Linked DNA regions of Homo sapiens: region 2 is linked to region 1. Evidence: chromatin loops called from intact Hi-C (ENCODE). Cell type or tissue: ascending aorta. All regions are shown on one strand. Each heading gives the region's core, and the rest is flanking DNA. Links, peaks and the distances in the headings are about the cores only.

Region 1 (8,338 bases), core at 213-8,212:
CCCAACACAGAGGGTTACTGCTACTTGTTGTCTCCTGCTATGGAACTGGCTAGCAGAAGCACGTTCAACCCTCAAACTACCTCAGGAACACAAACAGGCTGACACCTGTCAACAGAGCCCTCCCCCAAAATCTGCCTTGAAATCCACCCTTCTGGCTCAGAAGGCAGCCCCTCCTTCCTCTTTCTCAGGAGCTGGGGAAGAAGGGACACTGGCCCACAGACAGCAGCCAGAGCTTGACAAGGCCAGGAAAAGCTCTGTTCTTTACCCAAAGGAACAAAAGAAATCAACCTGAAGCTCCTCTATGCCCATATTTTCCTTCTAATCTAGTTTACCGTAGTTCACAGTTTCTTAATCTAGAGTCCTTGAACTTTCTGAAATAATGGGCAAAATTTTGTGTCAACGTGTTTTTCTAGTGAAAGGATATCATAGGCTTCTGCTTCTCAAAAATGTCTCTGATCCATACAACTTCAGGGCTACTGACTTAAGCTACTGACTGTTCAGTGAAAATTTGGGATCCAAAGTGACTCTTCTTGGCTGGGTCTTCACTGGGTCAAAAAGTTAATTTTAAAGAACCTCAAGATCCTCAATAAGGTCTCCTGGTTGGCAAATGAGTCTTTTAATGACAGCCATACTTACACAGTTCAAACTCACTTCCAACTGGCCCTGGATTAGCACCAGAGTGTTTCTTCAGGAGAGAGCCCAAAATAAAGTACCATCTGGCCAAAAAGTAAAGGTCAAACACAGACACATTTAAAGTGCAATGCTAACTTTCCCAGCTTGAGAGGGAGCACAGCCTGGGAAAGAGGCCTTAAGTAGTCTGGTGTTTTCCTCAGTCAGTATACTAAGAGGCCTTAAGTAGTCTAGCATTTTCTTCAGTGAGTATACTAAGAGGCCTTAAGTAATTTGTATTTTCCTCAGAGGATATACCATGTGGCCTAGACTGCTGTGGGGCTGGGTGGGCTCTGGATGTACAATTTAAGTTCATTTCCAACTTAAAAATAACAATTATATAAGACGAATCGGTTATAAGAGCTCACATTTTCCCAAACTAAATTCTGGATTATCACCTGGAGTGGATAACAATGAGGGCAACACAAGAAAATGAGTAAACATTAATGTTCACTAAGCCCCCAGATGCAATTAATCATAAGGTCAGTCTGTGATCAAGGTCAGATGTGCTGTTTGAGAACTTACTACCCTCATATGTTATACGTTTAAACCAAATTATTTTTCACTTAGGACATAAGGGTACAAAATTTCCAGAAATGAAGAAGTATAGAGGATTAGAAGCCTCTTGTGTGGAAAGTGATACCTTTATTTTGCTGAGTTTCATTTGGATCTTCTTAGACACCAGATCAGACCAGTATTTCTCTCCTAAGAAGTCCCAAAATATTCTTCCAAGCAAGGCATTCACCCAGGCTTCCTGTTCTTCCTCCTCAGAGGGTGGAACCTCTGGCAACTGGCAAAAGAAAAGGGACCAAAATTAGCTAGAAAGCAACTGGAGAATAAGACAGGTGCTTATTTTTATAAAGTCACTGAAGGTCCCTCCTTATAGAAACAGGAGACCACACGAGTCATACTCCTTCCCTATAAATTACAAGTCCCACATTGTATTGGTGACTAGGAAAGGGGAGAAACGAAAGCTGCCATCACAGCTAAAACCTTCTCTTTGTCTGTTTTCTTTTTCTACCAGTCTTCCTGTAAACCAGCTAATATTTCATACTATTAGCTTAGCCAAACTGCTCTGCGTCCAAATTAGCTTGGTATCAACATTATGCATCAGTGACACATCTGATAAAATGCCTGCCCATCTTTCTTCAAGCTAAGGCTTGGACGTGTAATTGTCAAGCTGGTGCTCATCCGGGCAGACGCCACAGTTCCCCAATGGCCAGGACTCAAGTTCAGCCTGAACCCTGTGAGGTCAAAATATTCCCGGGATGCTTAAAAATACTGATGCCTGGATCCTACCCCCAGAGTCACTGATTTCAGTGGGCATCAGGAGTTTCAGATGCTCCCCTGGTAATGTAATGAACAGGCAAGACGATGAATCACAGATCTGGATTAGAGAGAGCTGCTCTCAGGGCTTCCATGAAACATCTACAGCTGTTCTCACCAATCTCGGCCCAGCGAAATACCCTGATCCTTACTTCCATTTGATACAATCCATCTGAAGCATCTGCTGTGGCCAATGTGTGAGGTGGGGGAGAAAGTAAACCCAAGTCTCCGATTTCCTTGGCTAATCATTAGACTGTGCACTCTGGCCTGGAGGGGGTCAGGGATGGAGATAAAGAAGGGTAAACAGCAGCACCCACAGACGGTGTTGTAAGGTTTATGTGGTTGGTGCAGGCACGGGCTGAGAGCTCAGTAATGTAGCAGCTGTCCACTGACCACATGCCAGCCCTATGGGCACATTCCTGTCTCAGGTCCACTCATGTCTCACAATACCCTGGAAAGACAGGAACTTTACTTCCATTTTAGAAATGAGTGCAGCGCCTGACACACAGTCCTGTTCTCCCATCCTCTATCTGCTCTGTCCTGTGTGTGGCGGTGGGGGTGGGGGAAGGGGAGCTGGCCCCCTGATATGGCAGACATTTTCCTGTGCTGAGGTCTCTAATTAGACTGTAGCCTTGCAGAAACAATGAGCTTTGGAAAGCAAAGATGAAAAGATTTAGAAATGCAGAATCTGTGAATTATTCCCCCTTTCCCCTCCCTCTATGGCTACTATAAGTGCATCTGTTCTGCCCTCATGGGCTGGCTGCAGCTATAACACACACCAGACACTCTCATCACCTCCACGCTTTGTGCTTGTGCATTCGTGCCAGTGCTATCCATTCTGAGCAGCTGTGACTGTGCCCACATTGAAGCTGTGTGCCTGGGTCAGTGCTGTGGTGCACACGTTGTTGCTTGGTGTGTATGGATTTGAATCTGCAGATCCAATTGTTTGTGAGTACTCCCAAGGTCTACAGCACATAGCTCCGTGCACTCATTCTGAAGCTTGGTGTTCACCAGTCACTGAGCTGTGCCTGAGCCAGCACACTGCTCAGTCCCACCCGTCTGCCAGTCTTGCTGAGAGGTGAGGCCAGCTAGACTTCCTGGGTGGAGTGGGGACTTGGAGAAATTTTCTTACAAGAGGATTGTAAAATGCACCAATCAGCACTCTGTAAAAATGTACCAATCAGCACTCTGTAGCTAGCAAAAGGATTGTAAAATGCACCAATCAGTGCCCTATAAAACGCACCAATCAGCGCTCTGTAAAATGTACCAATCAGCACTCTGTAAAATGCACCAATCAGCAGGATCCTAAAAGTAGCCAATCGCAGAGAGGATTGAAAAAAGGGCATTGTGATAGGACAAAAACAGAACATGGGAAGGGACAATAAGGGAATAAAAGCTGGCCACCCTAGCCAGCAGCAGCGGCAACCTGCTTGGGTGCCCTTACACAGTGTGGAAGCTTTGTACTTTTGCTCTTCACAATAAACCTTCCTACTACTCACTCTTTGGGTCCGTGCCACCTTTAAGAGCTGTAACACTCACCATGAAGGTCCGAGACTTCATTCTTGAAGTCAGTGAGACCACGAACCCACCAGCAGGAACCAACTCCACATACATTGCCACAGCCTGTGCCCTCTCTTGCTGGGGGCCTAGGGTTCGCTTACGTTTTTCAATCACATGTCACTGCATGACTTTATATTTTACAGGAGTCCTTCACATTTGAGTTTTCAAAGGTCTCCTTTATGAACGTTGGTGAGTCTCATTTAAAAAAAAAAATGGTTTAAAAAAGAAAGCATGCTGGTCAGCCCATTTCAGAAGACATGGATCTGCTTCACCCTTCTTAATGGACATGGATTATTCTCTCTGGGCTTTTCGAGTGCTGTGACGTTTTCTGTCATTAACCAAGACATTTTCCACCACTAGGTCCTGGATGGAAGGGCAAGAGTCTGCAGCGGTGAATGCTTGGCCATGCCATAACTTGCACTGTTTTTTTGAATCCCTTTTTTCTCTGACTGAACATCTCCTTCCCAGCCCCAAGGGTAATTCATTCAGCTTTTCTGAGGTTACTGTCTTTGAGTCCCATCCGATTATTTATACAGACTTCTGCATAAACACTCATCCAAGGGCAATGACCACCTGGCCCCTCAGACAGTACTAAGTTGCTGCCCACGTAAGACACCACGTGTCTTATTTTAGATTTGTAGGTTATACAAGAGAATAAGTTACTTTTTCCCTTCCCTAGAGGGAGCATCTACCCTTTATTAGCCTTTCTTTACAACCCTAGTTACTCACAGGAAACAGTTTTAGCACAAAATAGCAAGAAACAAAGGCTATTTCACAATGTATGTCCAAGCCAATGGCATATGATGTGGTAAACAAATTTCTGAAATAACCGACAAGCAGGTTGTTTTTTCAACAGTTCCTTTTTCCAAAATAAGCTTCTCTCCACAGACTCATTGGGAACAAAGAAAAATTCCAGAGCAGAACATCGATAATGCATCAAAGAAGCTTTTATGAGCAAAACCTGGATTCAACAGCCTGCTAGGAAGGCCCAACGAATGTCATAAAAATTTAAGAGTTTAAAGAAACAATGTGCATACATTTCCTAATATTGCCATTTGGCTATAGGATGAAATGTGTGGAGGATATTCATTTCGCTGTCTCAACTGTATAAACACACTAAGAAATGGTAACTTTCCAAAAATGGCTTCCAAATAAGTGTAGAGAAAATTCAATGGTTTGAAGCTGAAGCAAGCCCATCAAAACTGCGTCACTCTTGGGATATGTGTTATTTAAAACTAACCTCTAAAACTAAAGTAGGACAGATTTACTGAAGTCTGTGGTGTAACATTTCCTATTACAAATGGCCAGGAGGCCAGCCCAGTTTTTCTATTACAAAGAGTGTGTAGTGCCCCCACTCCTTTTTGGCCGCACCCAGTGTACCGCCAGGGGGGTTGCACAAGGGACAGTGTGGTCCAGGAGATGACACAGCGGAGGACCCTACTCCTGTGTGTTTCTTTCCCTTGATTATAAAAACAATGCATATTCACTGCAGAAAACACCCATAAACCTGCTACTCAGATTTAAAACATTTTAAACATTATTTAAAACAGTTTTACTATATTTTCTTTCAGTCTCTTTTCAGTGTATATATACATTTAAGAATACAGAACTTTTAAAAAGCAAAATTAGGCCGGGCGTGGTGGTTCATGCCTGTAATCCCAGCACTTTGGGAGGCCAAGGCGGGCAAATCACGCAGTCAAGAGATTGAGACAATCTTGGCCAACATGGTGAAGTCCCGTCTCTACCAAAAATACAAAAATTAGCTGGGTGTGGTGGTGCGTGCCTATAGTCCCAGCTACTCAGGAGGCTGAGGCAGGAGAATCGCTTGAGCCCAGGAGGCAGAGGTTGCAGTGGGCCGAGACCGTGCCACTGTACTCCACCCTGGCCACAGAGCAAGGCTATCTCAAAAAAAAAAAAAAAAAAAAAAAAAAGCAAAATTAGATCTGGCTACATGGTTTTGTATTCTTTGAGAAGGAGTCTCGCTCTGTCGCCCAGGCTGGAGTGCAGTGGCGCGATCTCGACTCACTGCAAACTCCGCCTCCCAGGTTCAAGGGAGGCTACCTCAGCCTCCCAAGTAGCTGGTATTACAGGCATTCACCACCACGCCTGGCTAATTTTTTGTATTTTTAGTACAGACGGGGCTTCTCCATGGTAGTCAGGCTGGTCTCAAACTCCCAACCTCAGGTGATCTGCCTGCCTCGGCCTCCCAAAGTGCTGAGATTACAGGTGTGAGCCACCATGCCCGGCTGGTTTTGTATTTTTTTTTTTTTTTACAGTTTTACTTAGATATAATTCATAGATCATACAATTTTTCCATCCTTCCATAGCTGCTGTGGAAAACAGTATTGCGGTTCCTTAAACAATTTAAACAGAATTACCCTTAAGATGCACTAATTTCACTTCTGGCTATATACCCCAACAAATTTGAAAGCAGGGTCTCAAAACAAGATATGTGTACACTGATGTTCAGAGCAGCATCATTCACAATAGCTAAAATGTGGAAGCAAGCCAAGCACCCACCGATGGAGGAATGGATAAGCAAAATGGCGTACGTACACAATGGAGCATGATTCAGCCTCAAAAAGGAAGGCGATTCTGACTTACGCTACCACATGGATGAATCTTGAGGTCATTAGGCTAAGTGAAATAAGTCAGTCACAAAAAGACAAATACTGTATAATTCTACTTATATGAGGTACTTAGGATAGTCAAAATCCGAGAGACAGGGAATGGTGGTTGCCAGGGGCTGGGAGGAGGGGGACAGGGGAGTTACTGTTTAATGAGTATAGAGTTTCAATTATACAAGTTGAAGAGAATGGTGGGGGTCAATGCATAACATTATGAATGTATTCAATTCTACTGAACTATACATTTTAAAATGATTAAGATGGCAAACTTTATGTATTTTACCACAAAAATAATTTTTAAAAATAGAGTACATTCAATAGTTTTCAGTATATTGAGAGTTGTGTAGCTATCACCACAGTCAATTTTAGAACATTTTCGTCACTCCCCAAATAAACCCTGTACCCATTAGCAGTCACTCCCTATTCCTCCCCAACTCCTCCCCATCCCCCTGCCCACCAGTCTAGGAAACTAGTTTGTCTCTATGAATTTGCCTATTCCAGACATTTCCTATAAATGAAGTCATACAATGTGTTCTTTTGTGACTGACTCCCCTCACTAATGTTTTCAAGGCATATCCATGTTGTAGCAGTGCGTCCTTTTTATTGCATAATAAACTTATTTTTATTGCATAATAATATTATCATCTATGCATATACCACACTTTATCCACTCACCAGTTAATGGAAATATGGGTTGTTTGCCACTTTTGTTGTGTTTTTTTTTTTTTTAAAACAGAGTCTTGCTGTGTCATCCAGGCTGGAGTGCAGTGGTGTGATCTCGGCTCACTGCAACCTATGCCTCCTGAGTTCAAGCCATTCTTGTGCCTCAGCCTCCCGAGTAGCTGGGACTACAGGCGTGCACTACTACGCCCGGCTAATTTTTGTCTTTTTAGTAGAGATGGGGTTTCGCCATATTGGCCAGGCTGGTCTTGAACTCCTGGCCTCAAGTAATCCACCCACCTCAGCCTTCCGAACTGCTGGGCTTACAGGCGCAAGCCACTGTGCCCCACCATTTTCCACTTTTGGCTATTGTGAATAATGCTACTATAAATATTTGTGTACAAGTGTTTGTGTAAACATGTATTTTCATTTCTCTTGGATATATATTTAGGAGTGGAACTGCTGGCTCATATGGTGACTCTGTTTAACTTTTTGAGGAAATACCAAACTATTTCCCACAGTGGCTGGACTATTTTACATTCCTGCCAGCAACGTATGAGGACTCCAATTTCTTTCTTTCTTTCTTTTTTGAGGCAGAGTCTCACTCTGTTGTCCAGGCTGGAGTGAAGCGGCATGATTTTGGCTCCCTGTAACCTCTGCCTCCCAGGTTCAAGTGATTCTCGTGCCTCAGCCTCCCCAGTAGCTGGGATTACAGGCATGCGCCACCATGCCTGGCTAATTTTTTGTATTTTTAATAGAGATGGGATTTTGCCATGTTGCCCAGGCTGGCCTCAAACTCCTGAGCTCAGGCAGTCCACCCGCCTCGGCCTCCCAAAGTGTTAGGATTATAGGCGTGAGCCACCGCACCCGGCCAAGGATTCCAATTTCTCTACATCCTCACTAATACTTGTTATCATCTATCTTTTTAAAAATTTTTATTATTTATTTATTTATTTGGTAGAGATGGAGTTTTGTCATCTTGCCCAGGCTGGTCTCGAACTCCTGAGCTCAAGTGATCCATTCGCCTCAGTCTCCCAAAGTGTTGGGATTACAAGTGTGAGCCACCACTGTGCCTGGCCACCATCTGTCTTTTTCATTGTGGCCATCTGGGTGGGTGTGAAGTGACATCTGACTGTGGTTTTGATTCACATTTCCTTGATGACTAATGATACTGAGCATCTTTTCATGTGCTTGCTTATTTGGGCGTTAGTGTATCTTCTTTGGAGAAATGTCTATTCAGATCCTTTACCCTTTTATTTTTTGAGACAGGGTCTTGCTCTGTTGCTCAGGTTGAAGTGCAGTGGTGCAATCACTAATCACTGCAGCTCTGACCTCCCTGACTCGAGCAATTCTGATTCAGCCTTCTGAGTAGCTGGGACTGCAGGCACATGCCACTATGTCTGGCTAATTTTTTTTTTCTTCTTTTTTGTAGAGATGGAGTCTCAATATGTTGCCCAGGCTGGCCTCAAACTCCTGAGCTCAAGTGATCCTCCTGC
Region 2 (8,338 bases), core at 202-8,201, 50 kb after region 1:
ACAACACATTTTCAAAAGCTGATGCTCATGGGGTAACATGTTAACAACAATGTACCTTTGGGAAAGGGTTTAAGATTCCATTTTTACTTTTGCATCCATTTTAAAGTTTGAAACTATGTCCAAATTAAAAACAAAAGCAGCATTCCTAACCACTGTTTGGCTTTGGGGATATCATGAGAGCTGCTCCCCTCCCGTCCCTATTGGTTCTACCAGTTGGGATTATCAAGCAGGGTTCCAGGCAGTAAGAGGAGAGAGCTGAAGTTGTACCATTCCTTAAATTCTCAAGCTTCATTTTGAAATAATGACAGATTCTCAGGAAGTTGCCAAAGTAGTACAGAGAGGTTCCATGTACTTTTCACCAATCATTTCTAAAATTTTAAAGGCAAATCTTGTAAGTCAGATAAATTCCAAGTGGTTAAGAAATCATGTTTTTAACTTTCATGCAATGTAAGAAAAATGCATTCCACCTGGCAGAGTAAAACTTCCCCTTAGAAGGACTTACAGTCTTTCTTAAGGTCTTTCTTTAATGGTCAAATTTAGGAAGGCATCTTCAATAGGTATCTCCCAAGTACATGAACAGGCACTTCACCCAAAAGTTCAAATGGCCAAGAAACAAATAAAAAACTCAACCTTACTAAAAATAATACAGAATTGGAAACAAACCGATGAAATAATTTCTCTCAATGATTAAAACATGTATGATGCTGGCAAGGGCACAATGAGACAAACCCTCTCTTGCACTAAGGCTGGAACATAATTAGCAAAAACTTTGCTGAAAACTGGTATTAGAAACTAGAAAATTAGTAAAAACTTTTCTGTAGTATAAAAGTAGTATAAAAAATAATAAAATATTTATAAAAAATAATGGGTGCATCCACAGGGAAAACTCAAGGAGACAACACATAGACATCAGAAAATGACATCAGGCTGGGCACGGGGGCTCACGCCTGTAATCCCAGCTCTTTGGGAGGTCGAGGCAGGCAGATCACAAGGTCAAGAGATCGAGACCATCTGGGCCAACATGGTGAAACCCCGCCTCTACTGAAAATACAAAAATTAGCTGGGCGTGGCGGTGCGCGCCTGTAGTCCCAGCTACTCGGGAGGGTGAGGCAGGAGAATTACTTGAACCCTGGAGGCGGAGGTTACAGTGAGCTGAGATCCTGCCACTGCACTCCAGCCTGGTGACAGAGTGAGACTCCGTATCAAAAAAAAAAAAAAAGAAAATGACATCAATATGGGGGCAAAAAATCCCTAGAATAAGTAATGAAAACTCAGGACAGGTATGTCCTAAACAGATGGTACTCATCAAGTAAGTACTCATCAAGCTGACACCAATGTACAAATGTCTGCACTGGGCAAAAAAAAGGAGAGGGTAGCATTAATTCTCATTTTCTCCATATAACAGGTTTAACAGTAATTGTTATTTGCTAATTTCAGGTATTTCCAAATACTTTTGTGATCTGGAAAAAAAATTATATGTAAACACATGTCAATCTTTTAAAAATTATTATAATCATTATCTTCAGAATATAAAATTGCCCTAGCCAATCCTCCGTGCCTTACCCACAAGAAAACTAAGGCAGAAAGACTCATTTTTATTAAATGAGGACACACTGTATGTATGTATGTAATCTGCTTTTATACTCAAGATTACACACTGAAGTAATCTATCATTAGCAAGGCCTTTAGTTTGAGTTCCACCAACTTGGTAGCAGTCTGGCCCTCTGGCAAATCATTTACCCTAACCAAGCCTAAGCTTCTTTTCATCTGTAAAATGGGAATGGCAACTGACTGTTCAGAAGATTAAACGAAACAACTTAAGCAAAGCACTGAGCATGATCCCTGGCACAGAGCAGCCCTCCCTAATTGTTTACTGTTCTTATAAGCATTTTCTCAAATCAAAGATTATTTCATGCATGATTTTTAATCGCTGTATAGGATGAATATTCCATAATGTAATTCAAGAATACCACTTGAATTTCTTATTACAAACAAGACTGCAATGCTGCACATGATGCTATAGATAAACCTTTGACTAGCTATAGATAAACCTTTGACTGCCCTCTGGTTATTTCCTTAGGAAATATTTCTAGAAGTGAAATGAGAGAGTTGAACCATATGTATACATCTTCACTTCAATAAAAAATATATAATTTCAAACTCATTGAAAAAAACTTCAAAAACAGATGTAGAGGAAAAGTGAAATTTTCTCCTCCTCCCTGCAAAATCAGCTTCATGGAAGACAATTTTTCCACGGACCAGAGGCAGCGGGGTATGGTTTCGGGATGATTCAAGTATACTGCATTTATTGTGCATTTCATTTCTATTGTTATTACATTGTATATAATGACACAATTCTACAACTCACAATAATGTAGAATCAGTGGAAGCCCTGAGCTTGTTTTCCTGCAACTAGACAGTCCTATCTGGGGGTGCTGGGAGACAGTGACAGATCATCAAGCATTAGATTCTCATAAGGAGGAGCAACCTAGATCCCTCGCATGCGCAGTTCACAGTAGGGTTTACACTCCTATGAGAATCTGTGCCGCTACTGATGTGACAGGAGGTGGAGCTCAGGCAGTCATGCGAGGGATGGAAAGGGGCTGTAAATACAGATGAAGCTTTGCTCACTCACCCACAGCTCACCTCCTGGTGTGCAGCCTGGTTCCTAGCAGGCCATGGACCGCTCCTGGTCTGTGGCCCGGGGATTGGGGACCCCTGGTTTAGAACGTATCTTTCCAGACCTTTCATAGGCATTTTGTGTGCATACAAAAGGTAGTGCGCACAAATAAAGTTGTTTTTGTTTTTACTTTTAAATGAGATCATATTATACAAATTGTTTTGCATTTGTTTTTTACTTACTATTTCTTGGACCACCTCCTATGGCCTATACCTATGGACTGACAGGTACACACACACACACACACACACACACACACACACACACACACCTTTTCTACACAGTAAGGTATGCCACTATTAACTTAATCATTTTTTTATTTGATAGAAATTTGCAGGGTTTCCTGTTTTCACCATTAGAAACAACGCTGCCTTTAAAAGCTGTGTTTCCATATAAATCTTGTGCAAAAAGAAAGTCTATCTGTAGGATGTATTTCTAGAGTGGAGTTGCTGGGTCAAATGAGGTACATATTTAAAATTCTGAAACTGTTTGCCAATTTGTCCAATTTACTCTCCTAATTAACATTGTATAAAATGTCCACCTTCAACCCTGGTCAAGACTGAATATTATTTTAAATTTCTGCCCATTCAGTGGGCAGGGAAAAGGTATCTCAATGCTTTGATAGTCACTTCATACTTTTCCCTCATTTGCTTCTCTTCTTCTGTTAACTGGTCGTTCATATTTCTTGCCCAAGGACTTTTGTTATTCACTTCTTTATCAAGGATAGTTAATACTTTGTCTATTGTATGTGTTCCAAATATTTCCTTCCATCTCTGACTTGCCTTTTAATTGTATGGGTTTTTTTTTTAATATACAAAGTTTTACATTTTGAGATGTTGAAGCTCTCTATCTTTTTCTTTATGGCTTCTGGATTTTTTTACAGCTTCCTGATGAAGCCTTCCCATTCCATCAGCATAAAAACATTCGTCTTTGAAATCTTTTTAGAAAACGCTGACAATAGTGTATATAACACACATAACACACATATTGCTCTGTTTCCTATACAAGGATCTAAATTTTAACTTTGGAAAAACTGACTGATATGGACAATCATTTCTCTATTTTCTAGCTATAATAAACTGTAAAGCATTGAATTTATTCCCTTCAAATCATATTAGGAAATTAGACAACCTAGCTTACATCTAGGTTGATCACTGGCCATTCAGCTTCTCAATGTGAGGAACGTATTTCAGATTAATTCTTCAAAAACTGAAAAAACTCTTTAAGAACTCAAAAAAATTAGCCGTTTCCCCCAGTCAGAAACCCTCCTTTTCACACAGGCATCAGCAGACTTAACCTTGATATAGGGCAGTAAATTTGCTAAGTGTAATCTTACATCAGAATGTTATTTATAGGTAAGGCATCTGAGGGCCAAAGAAGATAAATTTTTTTAAACCAGGTTTAAGATGTGTGCATGCATGTGTGCACATGTGTATGTGCATGTATGTGTGCACACATGTGTGTGTAGGGGAAAGAGTGGGACTGAGGGAAATAGGAATTGATGGGAGGAATATGAGAAGGCATGGTGGAAGGTTTCCCAGGGGCCCCGTGTGAGCTGGCCCATGGGGACCTGACAAGGTGCCCCGCCAAGACAAAATGGAGAGTACATTTTAAGTGGAGGACAAAGCAGAAGAAAAGGAATAGAGGCAAGAAACCCAGAGCCATGTTCACAACTGGCAAGGTTAGGAGATACTGGTTCCTGGCACAGGCATGGTCCTGACCTGGCCGGCTGGCCACCTCATGGTTCCCTGAGGAGAACCACTTGCCTATAGGCCCTGAGGGGGAACATTCCCCACCCAACTCTACCTCTGTTGTGGATCATGCCAAGAAAGGATTGCCCACTGATGAGATGATTGGGATTCAGACAATTGTTCAGTTAGTAGTAAATCAGTCATTGAAAACACAGACCGAGTGAGGCCATGAGGCAGCAGAGGGAGGAGCTCCACGGAGGACCACAGCCCTCAAATGGCCCTCAAATGACAGTGACGGAGCTCCCCACTTCACCTCCCTGAGCCTGGGGTTCTGCTGTAAACTGAGGGAAGCTTCCTCCATTGTCTTCAAGGAATTTTCCAGAAGGCTCTAAATTCTAAGAGTCTATGACTCAATTTCCATGGAACAGAACATACTTAGAGTCCTACTTTTCTCTTTTGTAACAAGAGAAATTCTTGGCAACTGTTAAAGTCAAGGAAAGCAAACCAGAGTGCACATCAGCTGACTAATGTGCCTAAGGCAATTAAGTCAAAATATTTTTCAAATAGTACTGAAACAGCTCATCTCCCATTAACAAATACTTCTAGACTTTCCAGACTTGTCTTGCTCAGCCCAGCTGTAGAAACATCCCTTATGTGTGCTGGCCATTAGGTGGAGAGTTTCCAACCTATGAGAATGAGCTGCAGATCAGCCGCACCTGCATGTGCTCAGGCACCAGAGGACAGGCATCAACTTGGCCTCCTCAGCAGCCCCTATCTTTCCCCCACCTACTGCCAAACAGTACAGAAGGTGACTGTGAGGCTGCTCCTGCTCAGGCTGTGATGGGGTTGAACTTCATGGGGCTCTCTATCCCAGTGCTTCATTAGTTCTTACTCTGTACAAACATCACCCAAGCACCACTTCTCAGCCTCACTAAGAATCTTGAGTCTCCCACCAAGTACCATATATGTGCTTCAGGCAACCCTGTGTGGTCACTGTTGTGCCCATTCAAGTCTGAAAAACTCTGAGGCTGACTAAAGGACGGAACCAAAGGAGAGACTGAATGCAGGCTGGCCCTTCACACCACTCTGCTCTAGGAAAACTAACACAGCCTCATGTGGACAGGACCGTCTCTGGGGTTCCTGTTCGCCAGCAACATCCACTCTATCTTGTTTCAGTATTAAGCTTCTGTCACTTTAATGCATATTAATAGATGTGTTTGTCATTATTAAGGTGGAAGGTGGTTAGATTCTGAAGGGAGGTGAGAACTGAATAGGTCCTGGGGTGCAACACAATTGCACAGAAAACCTGGTTAAGAACTCAAACTCTGAAATTAAACAGACCCAGCTTTGGATTCCAGTTCCACCTCTTATCAGTGTGTCACCCTGGACAAGTTACGGCAAAAGGCCTCTTTTTCCTTACATATAATGCAGATAATAGTGCCTATCTCATAGGGGCTGCTGGGAGAATTAAGAAATAACACTTAACATATGTAAGCTACTATAATCAGCATCCACAGCAGGTGTGAGCACATCTTTTTATCCGTGCCGACTCAGCCTGTGGACTCACCGGCATGTTATCCGGGATCAGACAGCTTGTTTCCAGCCTTCTCTAATCACCAGCACTGGACTGTCCTGACTGTCTGACTTTAGGTTTAGTTCAGGCAGCTGTGACCATTAAGAATGACACAATGACAATGTAAAAATATGTACTGTACATATACATCGTAATACAAAATGAAAAGGCAGAATTTAGGATGATGTACATCACCTAGGTAAATGAACACAACAGGATCCTAGGAGGCTTATAGAGACTAAGTATTAATAGTTGGTGTTTCGTGGTGAAAGAGTTATTGGTGTTTGATTTCAGTGAAAAGCTGATGAAAAAGGATCTTTTTTAAATGAGAGCTGTGGATAAGATCTGTAGTTTCATCAACCTCTTTTTTTTCTGTCCCCTCCCCATGTTGGCCACATGTTTTTCAATATTCTTACATTGTTTACCAGTAAACTGATTAATTCTGTGTATTATTCTTCCATTTCAATACTGATCCAAATTTTAATCAACAATCCATATTTATAAGGGGTTCATAATGACATTATAAAAATCAAGTCACTGCCACAGGTGTGATAATAAGCATAGCTGAGCAAGCAAGAAACAATCAGTGGCTTCATTTCCATAGTCAAGGGCACTCACATTCAAGGTCAACCTCATTCTAAAGGTAGTGGGAAGTGAGACCTGGTACCAGCTCCAGTAACAATATCTACAGTTAGACCAATCCTGTGTCAGAAACTCCTATTATGTCATCCACAGCCAATCAGAACGTGGAGTCAGCATGAAACCTTCCATACAGGGTTGCAATTCCAAACAAAAGCAAGGAAACTTGATGGTTTGGGTAGCTTTTGTATGTTCATCCTGGGTAAAAGCATAGTTTCTGTTAAGCCTTTTCAAATGCTGAAAATGGTCCCTGGTTCCCATGGGTTCCTTTGCAGATGGCATGAGCCCAGGTCAGCTCCACCTAACAGACTGCTGGTGAGACAACTGATCATCCCTAATCATTACCTTCTTAATCACAGTTCTAAAAAGGCAGAGGCATTTGGGATTGAGGGAAGGGTTAGTGTACCAGAAAATCCTAGGCAACATCTTCAACACACAAATGACCCAGCTCACCCCTATCCATCTTGAGGCTTATCATGATTGTGGAGTTTCACAACTGATGGATTGGAAGACATTTTTTTAATTCCCCAGTCATCATAAGCCTATATGTGCACAACCACACACACAACTACCCCACCCCCAAACACACACACATACCCTGCCCCGGGGCCCACCCTGGAACTGAGATTCACTGGTGTAAAACAACTTGGACCATTAGGAATGCATTACACTTTAAAAACACACATGCGGCCTGGTGTGGTGGCTCGCGCCTGTAATCCCAGCACTTTGGGAGGCCAAGGTGGGTGGATCACGAGGTCAGGAGTTCAAGACCAGCCTGGCCAAGATGGTAAAACCCCATCTCTACTAAAAATACAAAAAATTAGCCAGGCGCGGTGGCAGGCGCCTGTAATCCCAGCTACTTGGGAGGCTGAGGCAGGAGAATCGCTTGAACTTGGAGGGTGGAGGTTGCAGTGAGCCAAGATCGCACCACTGCACTCCAGCCTGGGTGACAGAGTGAGACTCCATCTCAAAAAACAAACAAACAAACAAAAACACATGCATACCCAGAAAGAGACAATGGAATCACGAGGAATTCAGGTGGAGATATAGTACCAGTTATTCCCTGGCACCAATAACTAGTTAATATAGTCTACACCTACCTTGCAAGGCACCATGTTAGAGGCAAGTGCTTTCTAACAGGCTATTGCTGTGTAACTACATCAAAGAAGGGCAAGTCTCTATCAAGGTCAATGAACTCATTTAAAATATCTGAAGAATCAGAAATGGGCAGCTGCTTCCATAGACACAGGGCACAGTGAGACCATGTCCTGCTCCTGATCTTCACTACACATGCCTGTACTGTTTGCCCTTGAGTTGTGGCCTTACCTCCTGGGACGTGGTCCTAACCCCCCAACTCAGATCCTAGGTACAGAGCTGGCCCCCGCCAGGGCCTCCATGGACGCCCATTCCTGAAGGTCTGTTCCATTGCTGTCTAAAGGCCAAAAGCAGAGCAGAAGGCAGAAATAAGGGGTAAGGAAAAAAGGCAAGTGGAATAAAAAAGAAACGTGAATGCATAAAGGAACAAGAAAAAAGTGTTTCTCAGCAGATTGGGGAAAATAAGCACAAGGAGCATTTCATAACCAGAAATACAAGTACACAGCATGGAACCACACCGTCTAATCTAATTCTGGAGGTGCTATAAACCTGATGGCTGTATTGGGGCTCCATTTGACATTTCAAAGAAACAAACGCTGTAAAATTGTGATCTTGATGTTTTTCTGTTCACAGGTCCAATATCTGCCTAACAGCAGTATC

What was found. Peaks named below come from ENCODE experiments on the same cell type or tissue, not always from the same donor. Only the 100,000 strongest peaks of a DNase experiment are listed, where the experiment ranks them.
Region 2: it touches region 1 in a loop (1.9-fold over the local background); 5 of 110 quality-filtered maps call a loop at or near these places.

The regions. Positions count from the first base shown.
Region 1 is chr17:64,176,013-64,184,350 of GRCh38, forward strand. TEX2 (testis expressed 2) reads right to left here. Exons shown (of 12, transcript NM_001288732.2): 6 at 1,313-1,459. Among named protein-coding and RNA genes, the nearest start is that of SNORA50C, 34 kb to the left of the region's middle. In ascending aorta, for the core only: a CTCF peak has its summit at 4,247; DNase peaks (open chromatin) are centred at 722 and 4,909; H3K27ac peaks cover 4,852 bases.
Region 2 is chr17:64,226,021-64,234,358 of GRCh38, forward strand. The region is part of intron 1 of TEX2 (testis expressed 2); the gene reads right to left. Among named protein-coding and RNA genes, the nearest start is that of TEX2, 33 kb to the right of the region's middle. In ascending aorta, for the core only: no CTCF peak of the experiment used is centred there; a DNase peak (open chromatin) is centred at 5,061; H3K4me3 peaks cover 252 bases; H3K27ac peaks cover 1,922 bases.